Regions from separate parts of the Homo sapiens genome. Here region 1 is linked to region 2. A link is a contact called in ENCODE Hi-C data. All regions are on one chromosome and are shown on one strand. The core of a region is the stretch at or near the end of the contact, and the rest is flanking DNA. Distances in the headings are between cores, read along the strand shown. Region 1 holds the start of LINC02436 (long intergenic non-protein coding RNA 2436). Region 2 holds the start of LINC02437 (long intergenic non-protein coding RNA 2437).

Region 1 (5,082 bases), core at 2,454-4,953, 63 kb before region 2:
AAAATACCCACTTTCAAAATAGTGGAGAATAAATGAATGATGTTCAGCAGTATAGAAAAGTCCTCTACGTTTTCCCTTTTCACCTTTAGAACTTAATCAGCACTTGGGTGCTAAATATTTTAAGGACCAAGAACAACTGAATATGTGAGAGATCTTGCTGTTCTATTTGAAGGAGTTTCCCTTGTTTTTTTTTTCTTTTTTCATTCTTTCATTTTCTCCCCTTTTGGAGACAGCTTACCTCTTTGTAATTCAAGAGGGGTCTCGAATTCACCTTGAGAGGCAACCGTATATCATGAAATGCGTTGTTTCCTGAGTCCACATCATTTGCTTAGCATCCCTTACCAATTTAGTAGAAAGATTCTCCTCCAGGGATTGTCAGCTGTCATATATCTCTTCTGCAGAGTAAGTGGGTCTTTCTCGTCAAGGAGAATTCACTGGCTTGGCGTTACTGGCTTCAATACGTGCGACTTCTTTTCTGGATCCCCCACGCTGAGTTCTTGTGTCCTTTCCCCCAAAGGTCATGTCCTACACAGCGTCCCCACTGTGCTGGGTCAGCAGGAACACAGACTGACCATTTTTGTTCATCATTATTTGCCTAAACCTAGAGAAAATAAGATCATGACTGATTTAACCCTCAGGTTCCCTCTACAAACTATGTTGTCATACATACAGAGTAATTATTTGTTTTTCACTCCTTAGGCGTGTATAGGAGGTGAAGATGGGTTCTCTGCTTTTCAGTTTGGGCAGGGCACTATTCAATAGTGAACACGATACAGAGAATGGCTGATTCAATCTCCTTATTTCTTCCAGTGGTCGCACTGAGACGATTTCAAGCATGTACAAGATCAAGGATCCATTAGACCTTTTTATTTTGTGTAACTTTTGTGGGTTTCCATGGAACTCCGGAAGTGCTGTACCTTCTTTTAAAAATTAAATTAAATTAACTAAAAAGAGAAAGAAAAAGAGCTTGCATTTTCTGGGGTTTCCCCAGAGGCTTTTTTATCTGTTTAAACTAACCAGGATTTTTCACATATTGACATAAGCATTCATTTGCTAATTTGTTGGACATTCAACTGCATGGAGTCTTCCCCAGAATCTCGAATGAAGCTGAAATACTTGGGTCCTTAGGACTGCTTGAGTCCTGCATCGTTCCCTGAACACATATGGTTTTTCCTCCTCTATCTCCTTAGATAAAAGTCAGTGCTGATCGCCTTAAGGAAAGAATGAGTTAAATGGACCCATATTCTAGGCCTGGATCTAAAAATCCCGGCCTTTTCAGAGGCGCCTTAGCATCTGCAGCAGCAAGGTCATTTGCACATACATAAATAAATAAATTAACAATGAATAAATAATCTAATCCCAGCCACACAATGCCACCTTGCAGATTTGATCCTTTGCAGCTCCCAGTGAATTTGTCCATTTCTAATTCTTTTTGATAAAGTCCTCAGATACTTGCTGACTGTCAGGCTCATTTTCTTATTGTTTTCGCTTGATTAGTTCTGTATGACCTAAGGTCGCCCTTAAAATCCACATCTCTCGTGAAGACTCCGAAAGGCCTTCTTTTTAGAACCTACCCCCCAGAAAAGGATGGAAAGGGCCTGCCGTTTCTCCGCACAAAAGCCAGGCAGGTTTTTCGTCACTAGCCTCCTGAAGCAGCCCTTCGTTCGCCCAAGCGCAAAAATATCTCATTAGGGGCTGCCATGTTTTTGTAGCCTCTTTATCCGGCGCACTTGAGTGTGCCTGTGTCAGGTCTCCCGGGTCCTGGAGGAGCTGGGCCACCTCCCCTTTAACCCTGCTGGGCTGCCCCTCAGTGACAGCACCAGGCCCGGCACCTGCCCATCCGTACTGAGTGCCCGAGGCTGTTTTTTCCTGGTCTTCTGAAAAGATGCTGGTCTTCACGGGGGCTGGAGAGGAGTGGAGGAGGGTTGCTTTTTTCTTCCTTTTAAAAGCTGGCTGGGGTCGGGCGCGCAGGCTCATGCCTGTCACCCCAGCACTTTGGGAGGCCGAGGAGGGCGGATCACGAGGTCGAGAGATCGAGACCATTCTCGCCAACACAGTGAAACCTCGTCTCTACGAAAAATACAAAAAATTAGCTGGGCGTGGTGGCGGGTGCCTGTAGTCCCAGCTACTCGGGAGGCTGAGGCAGGAGAATGGCGTGAACCCGGGAGGCGGAGCTTGCAGTGAGCCGAGATCGCGCCCCCGCACTCCAGCCTGGGCGACAGAGCGAGACTCCGTCTCAAAAAAAAAAAAAAAAAAAAAAAAACTGGCTGGGAGGTTGCTGCCTGTCCCTCATTTTCAGGCTGCACACTCACTTGATGCTATAGATCCAGGGATGGGAACACTGTCTAATTCTCCAGTCTCTGTGCTCCCCAGGTCGGGGCAGGGCCTCACCTTATACCATGGAGGCCGCCTCACAACGCATGGGCACTGCTCACTCACTGCTCATGCTCTTCCGTACCAGAAGGTCAGCTTTTCCTTGAATGGAAAAAGAAGTGACACTTTGTGCTGGCTTAATAAATAGACTTAATTAATGGGAACCCAAGTCCTCACTTCTGTTTTTAATTGAAAAATTCACAAAGACTGTTTGAATCAACTGTTCAGTATCCTTCAACAGTTCTGATAGAATGTTCCATTTCTGACTGCCAAGTCTTTTGGAATTTCAAGAAGATTTTGTTTGTAATTTTTTTCCTTTCTTCTTCTGGACCATCAAATAAAACCCTGCTATATTACATGGAGTCTTACAGTTGTTACTTTCTAGCAGCAGTGAATCTCTTGAGTACCCAAGGAAGATGTTAATGAAAATTGTACCACAGGAAAGTTTGAAAAAGTGGGCTCCACTACCCACATGGAAATCTACTACACAATTTAATTTTAAAATCTCATTGTAGACTTCCTTTTATGTGATGAAATTTAAAAAATGGATTTTTATATATTTTGGTGTATTTCAGCAATTTTCCCGAAGGACAAATTACCTAGGCCGAATTGCCAAAGCCCTCCAAGAATTTGGTGCCATCACCTGAATTTGAAAAAGGTGACTAGTCTTGACCTCAGTCAAGATACTCTTGTTAACAAGCACCTCAGCTCAGGAAGCTCTGGAAGAGCACGCTTTGTGTGATGCACAGGGAGGTGAGCTCTGAACACAGTGATATTTCCCGAGTCAAGGACGTTCCAGCTCAAACAAGCCCTTCAGGCACCAGAAGGCATGGATTTACACTCATCATCTCTAAACCATTAAAAAAAATGTTCAGGCTGGGCCCAGTGGCTGACACCTGTAATCCCCGCACTTTGGGAGGCTGGGGTGGGCGGATCACCTGAGGTCAGGAGTTCAAGATCAGCCTGGCCAACATGGTGAAACCCCGTCTCTACTAAAAATACAAAAATTAGCTGGGCTTGGTTGCACGCACCTGTAATCCCAGCTACTCGAGAGCTGAGACAGGAGAATTGCTTCAACCCGGGAGGCAGAGGTTGCAGTGACCTGAGATTGCGCCACTGCACTCCAGCCTGGCGACAGAGCAGGACTCTGTCAACAACAACAACAACAACAACAAACAAACAAACACAAAAAACTTTCAACCTTCAAAAGATTAATCATCTCGGGATAGTAAAGGGAAAAAGAAAATGTCGCTTCAAGCACTTTCCTTACCATTTTGTGTCCAATGCTTACTATTCTCCCACAGTTATGCTGGGTGCTCTTTGAGGCTCTGGAACTCAGGACAATCAACATTCTATGTTACTAAGGAAGGAAGAGGGGTTGTTGAAATGATTCTACCTTTCTTTTCAGGAAAGGGTTACCCAGTCTTTGTGATGGGAAATCTCTATTGGATGTTCTTGAGCCTTGCAAAGAGAAATTTCGTGAAAAAGCAGAAGCCTCTGCATTCTGAGAGAGCCCGCAGTGTTGGCAGCAGCCCCCTCCCCCAAATTCTGGCCATAAATTGCCCCCAAAACTGGCCATAAACAAAATCTCTGTAGCACTGTAACATGTTCATAATGGCCTTAACGCCCAAACTGGAAGGTTGTGGGTTTACGGGAATGAGGGCAAGGAACACCTGGCATTCGTAAGCCACAAACAATAGCATGAGTGATCTGTGCCTTAAGGACCTGCTCCTGCTGCAGATAACTAGCCCAACCTATTCCTTTAATTTGGTCCATCCCTTTGTTTCCCATAAGGGATACTTTTAGTTAATTTAATATCTATAGAAAGAATGCTAATGACTGTCTTGCTGTTAATAAATACGTGGGTAAATCTCTGTTCGGGGCTCTCAGCTCTGAAGCCTGTGAGACCTCTGATTTCCCACTTCACACCTCTATATTTATGTGTGTGTGTCTTTAATTCCTCTAGTGCCGCTGGGTTAGGGCCTCCCTGACCGAGCTGGTCTCAGCAAGTGGTGTCCATCCATTGGGGGCTCGAATCCAGGTTGAAGGGTTGCCAGAGCGACGGTTAGAAAGGAAAAGTAGCTGGAGGACACCCGAGTACTCTTAAAGCAATCCCCATGGTGAATAAGAAGGGGGGCTCGGAAGTGTCAGGGTAACAATGGGACAGGTATGGGGTCTGGTTCGTTCCACCTTGGAACTTTTTCACACTGAGGACGAGGAGGAACCAGAATATAGCGAAGTAACAGAAGAGGTTACAGAGCGTGTTTATTTACCAGCTAAAGCTAAAGCAGCAAAGGAAGGAAAGGTTCATCCCTACCCTTCTGCACCCCCTCCTCATTATTTTGAAGAAAAAGACCCTCCAGATCTTTCTTTTCCAGAGGACGCTGGGCAAAAAGTAGTTGCCCCAGTGACAGTTTGAGCAGTGCCTCGAGCGACCGCTCTTAGTTCTATTCAGGCAGGAATTCAGCAAGCCAGACAAGAGGGTGATTTAGAGGCTTGGCAGTTCCCTGTTAGAATACACCCCCCAGATCAACAGGGAAATATTATAGCTACTTTTGAGCCTTTTCCTTTTAAATTACTCAAAGAATTTAAACAAGCTATAAATCAGTATGGACCAGGTTCTCCTTTTGTAATGGGACTGTTAAAGAATGTTGCTGTTTCCAGTCGAATGATTCCTACTGACTGGGACGCTCTTACTCGAGCTTGTCT
Region 2 (5,313 bases), core at 1,241-3,740:
TTCATATGAAAACTTTTTCTGTTAGAATATCAATGTTTGCTTGACAAACTTTTCTTCGGATAGTGGTTATAAGATTCTTTTTCCAGCTTCTCAAATACTCCATCAACCTTCGCTGGTGATTTCTAGCCATTAGTAGTCCAAATATTAGTACATGTTAGAGTCATTCCTGTCACTTCCTAGTTTGTTTCTTACTCTATCCTTATTTTAACTTTTAAAACACTATTTTACTATCTTTTATTCTTCGCATTTTTGTCATTATGGTATAGGCATATTACATTTGAGGCACTCATCCTACAGTCTTTTGTAGTAATACCTTCAGTCATCGCCACCTTGAAAGGTTTTATCTGTTCACATTGAATCTTTCTCCAAACTGTCGCCAAGCCTGTCTATCCCTAAGCTTTCTGTTAGAGTTCAAAATGTGAGCACTTCTTAAAATCTAAGCGTTTATAAAAACACTTAATAGTCTGGGTGTGGTGGCTTACACCTGTAACCCCAGCACTTTGGGAGGCTGAGGTGGGCAAGATCACTTGAGGTCAGGAGTTGGATACCAGCCTGGCCAACATGGTGAAACCTGTCTCTACGGAAAAATACAAAAATTAGCCAGGCACACAGGTGATGTGTGCCTGTGGTACCAGCTACTCAGGAGGCTGAGGTGGGAGAGTCACTTGAACCTGGGAGGCAGAGGTTGCTGTGAGCCAAGATTGTGCCAGAGTGAGACCCTGTCTCAAAAAGAAAAACAAAACCCAAAAACACTTAATAAATATAGTAGTTGATGACTTTAACAATGCCGTGTGCTGCTTTCAATGGTTTCAACAGCCTGAGTCTATTTTATAGTTTTAGTTATAATTTAGTAATTTAGTTCTAATTTAGAGGTGATGGCTTTGCACCAGCCTCTGTGTAGCCTGCCCATTGAACGTCAGTTTCCTGTGTTTCACATTTCAGATTCTGTGAGTCCTCTTTTGCATAAAACATAAGCAAAATATTCATCTGATAGAATAGTTTAACAAATCTGTGGATTGGGGGAAATAAAAAGGCAATTGATTAAGTTGCAAGTATGTCATTGGAAGAAAGAAATGCAACTTGTCATTTATGACATCATTATCACTTCCATATAGCCTGCCCTGACACTGCATAATCTAACCCCTAACACTTCACTGTCAAATCTGAGGCGCAGGTAGTGATTTTGAGAGGTGACAGCGTGCTGGCAGTCCTCACAGCCCTCGCTCGCTCTCGGCGCCTCCTCTGCCTGGGCTCCCACTTTGGTGGCACTTGAGGAGCCCTTCAGCCCACCACTGCACCGTGGGAGCCCCCTTCTGGGCTGGCCAAGGCGGGAGCCCGCTCCCTCAGCTTGCAGGGAGGTGTGGAGGGAGAGGCGCGAGCGGGAACCGGGGCTGCGTGCGGCGCTTGCGGGCCAGCTGGAGTTCCGGGTGGGCGTGGGCTTGGCGGGCCCCGCACTCGGAGCAGCCGGCCGGCCCTGCTGGCCCCGGGCAATAAGGGACTTAGCACCCGGGCCAAGGGCTGCGGAGGGTGTACTGGGTCCCCCAGCAGTGCCGGCCCACCGGCGCTGCGCTTGATTTCTCGCCGGGCCTTAGCTGCCTTCCCGGGGGGGCAGGGCTCAGGACCCGCAGCCCGCCATGCCTGAGCCTTCCACCCCCTCCACGGGCTCTTGTGCGGCCCGAGCCTCTCTGATGAGCGCCGCCCCCTGCTCCACGGTGCCCAGTCCCATCAACCACCCAAGGGCTGAGGAATGCGAGCGCACAGCACGGGACTGGCAGGCAGCTCCACCTGCAGCCCTGGTGCAGGATCCACTAGGTGAAGCCAGCTGGGCTCCTGAGTCTGGTGGGGCCTTGGAGAGCCTTTATGTCTAGCTCAGGGATTGTAAATACACCAATCAGCACTCTGTATCTAGCTCAAGGTTTGTAAACACACCAATCAGCACCCTGTGTTTAGCTCAAGGTTTGTGAGTGCACCAATCGACACTCTGTATCTAACTAATCTGATGGGGACTTGGAGAACCTTTGTGTCTAGCTCAGGGATTGTAAACGCACCAATCAGCGCCCTGACAAAACAGACCACTCGGCTTTACCAATCAGCAGGACGTGGGTGGGGCCAGATAAGAGAATAAAAGCAGGCTGCCCGAGCCAGCATTGGTAACCCGCTGGGGTCCCCTTCCACACTGTGGAAGCTTTGTTCTTTCCCTCTTTGCAATAAATTTTGTTACTGCTCACTCTTTGGCTCCACACTGCTTTTATGAGCTGTAACACTCACTGCGAAGGTCTGCAGCTTCACTCCTGAAGCCAGTGAGACCACGAGCCCACCGGGAGGAACGAACAACTCCAGGCGCTCTGCCTTGAGAGCTGTAACACTCACCGTGAAGGTCTGCAGCTGCATTCCTGAGCGAGTGAGACCACGAACTCAGCAGAAGGAAGAAACTCCAAACATACCTGAACATCAGAAGGAACAAACTCCAGACGCGCCACCTTAGGAGCTGTAACACTCACCGCGAGGGTCCGCGGCTTCATTCTTGAAGTCAGTGAGACCAAGAACCCACCAATTCTGGACACAATTACATGTGAAAGTGTTAAAGCACCTCTCAAGTCAGAATGAATTCCTTACAGGCCAAGGCAGCTGAAGATGATGTCTCTGGCTTCGTTGCTCTTTTGTTGGTTGAAGACAGGGTATGGGTGACATTTGATTCAGATTGGGTCAGAATTCGGCGCTGTGATGTCGTGCGCAGCTCCGGTCTCCTGTGACTTCCCAACGCAGGGGCTGGAGAGGAGGGCATAGCCTCCAAGCAGCCCTCAGCAAACCAAAGACCCAAGGCAGCCAGACAGGCAAACAATGCTAATTAAAGTGGTTTCCAAGCGTTCCAGAGTATGTGGGAGAAACTATACCCTTGGAAATGTTGAAATGTTTTCTAAGCAAGCACATCCAGTTCCCGGGCAGCTCCAACTTGCTTGGCTCTCATTTGCCCGACGGCTCAGCTGCAATGCTGCCTAGGAAAACAATCATTGAAAGTCACACAGGTAAGGCGTGGTGTCACAAATCAGTCACTCCCTGCTGCTTGCCACAGGGACAAACTGATGACGTTGCAGGAGACACAGATGTCTTTACCTCTGAGTGGGAGACTGATGTGGCCCCACTCTCTCCATAGGAAGCTGTGACCGAGGACAATGCTCGGAGCAAACCTCTGGGTGGTTCCCAGAATGTGGGGTGACCCAGCTGCATACATGAGCCTGTCACACCACCCCGGGCTCCCTGTCACCAGCACTCATCTGGGCGGCACAACCTTCTCAGAGTGGACTGGGAATGTTCTCATCATACTGCATGTATTCATTTTCTATTGCTTCTGTAGCAAATTACACAAACTTGGTAGCTTCAAATGACACAAATTTATTCAGAAGTCCAAAATCGGTTTCATGGAGCTAAAGTAGAAGTGTTGGCAGGACTGGCCTCCTCTGAAGCCTCCAGGGCAGAATCGCTTTGCCCTTTCAGCTTCTAGCAGTCACCCTGATTCCTGCACTTGTGGCCCCTTCTTCTGCCTTCAAACTGTCCCTCCAGTCTCTGCTACCATCATCACAGTCCCTACTCCTGTTCTGTGATCAGATCTCCCCCACCTCCCCACAAGGACTTTTGTGATGACACTGGGCCCACCTGGATAATCAGGAGCATCTCTGCATCTCAAAACCCTCAACTTCATCACATCTGCGAAGTCTCTTTTGCCATATAAGGTGACATGTACAGGTTCTGGGGATGAGGACATGCGTATCTTTAGGGGCTGTACTCAGCCTTCCACACTGGGCCAGGGTGTGCACTCACCATTGATGAAAGCTCAGTTTATCACCCACCATTCCCGGAAACAGGTAAAGCCAGGGGAGGGCTGGGGGAGATCCTCCTTCACCAGAGCTTGCAGGGACCATACAACCATCTTGAGTGGGAATAGGTCTTTCAGTGCTGTTGCTGCTACTCCTGCAAAACACAAACACATGCACACACGCACGCACACTCACATGCACACTCACACAGGCATGCACACACTCACGGGCACACACGTGCACACTCCACACACTCAAATGCACACACGCATACTCACACTATCACACATGCACACTCACGCTCACACACATGCACACACTCACGGGCACACTCACACACGTGCACACTCCACACATGCACACACTCACGCACACTCACACTATCACACACGCACACTCACGCTCACACACTCACATGCACACTCATGCACACTCACATCCACAATCACACACATGCACACTCACACTCACATGCACACTCACACATCCACACTCACACGCACACTCACACTCACACACACTCACATGCACACTTTCTTATCACTAGTAAGCCATCTCGCTGGTTACATTTCATGCCAGTTTATTTTCTCCAGTGAAAACCCCAGACTCTGTCACTAGAGCTGGTCTGATTTGAAGGCCTTCACCAACCTCAGTGCCATGTAGAAGGGAGAGCACTGGGAATCACACCAGGCAGTGGATTGCGGCCCTGGTTCTGCCATTCATTGTTTAACCTTGGCTAAGCCACTTCATTTCTCCAGGTTCAGCTTTTATGCCCCAATCTGAGTTTGTCTAGAGCTGGATTTCCATAGAATGTGGTGTATAGCATAACAGCTGCTCCTTGTAAAGAAAGGGTATCTTGACCGAATACACTGGGAAACTGTTTCAGCGTGCATATACCTCCATCCCTCTTGGAGAGTCATAATGTACATAAACTTGGCAAAGTCTCTGAGAAGTCCTGCATAAATGCAGTTGGGTAACTCTTTAACCTAGTATTTTGTAAACCATTTAAAAATCACAGAACACCCTCGCTTGTTTTTTTCTTTTTAAATACTGAAGAGCGGACTTTGAGAAATGCTCATCATGGTAGTCTCTAAGGAAATCAGGATTCCTGCTCCATTACCTTGAGGGTGACTTTTGAAATTGAGATGTTTTGCCAACAAGCTGCCCCCTGAGAAAGGTGGAAAATGTCTCATGTTGCCTTACCTGGCCTCTTGGAGGCCTTGTTCATCTTCATCATTAATCTTAAGGGGTGCCAGGCCTGCAAGCTAGAATCCATGAGCCAGCCCTGATAGTGAGATGCCCACCTTATAGAGGCCCTTCTTCCTGCCATCCTCCCTTTAAAACTCATTTTCATTCCCCAAGGATTTCTTCATTGTCTTCTAGGAGCTTAGGCCTGGGGATGGGGACAACAGAGAGACCTTGAGAAACTTAACATTTCTGTTGAGCAAATGACCATCTCCGCACAAGCCAGAGAAAGGAAAAGGAACAGCCAGGCACT

The links. Hi-C counts contacts between places; a loop is a spot of excess contacts on that map.
Region 1: a map of GM12878 shows a loop between it and region 2 (3-fold over the local background). The contact joins the promoter of LINC02436 here to the promoter of LINC02437 in region 2. A Hi-C loop is called at or near these places in 1 of 168 maps with a recorded cell type or tissue (GM12878).

The regions. Positions count from the first base shown.
Region 1 is chr4:185,050,498-185,055,579 of GRCh38, reverse strand. It overlaps LINC02436 (long intergenic non-protein coding RNA 2436), which reads right to left and starts at 3,703. Exons shown (of 6, transcript NR_174108.1): 1 at 3,644-3,703; 2 at 2,392-2,475; 3 at 343-601.
Region 2 is chr4:184,986,524-184,991,836 of GRCh38, reverse strand. It overlaps LINC02437 (long intergenic non-protein coding RNA 2437), which reads right to left and starts at 2,490. Exons shown (of 2, transcript XR_001741949.1): 1 at 2,371-2,490.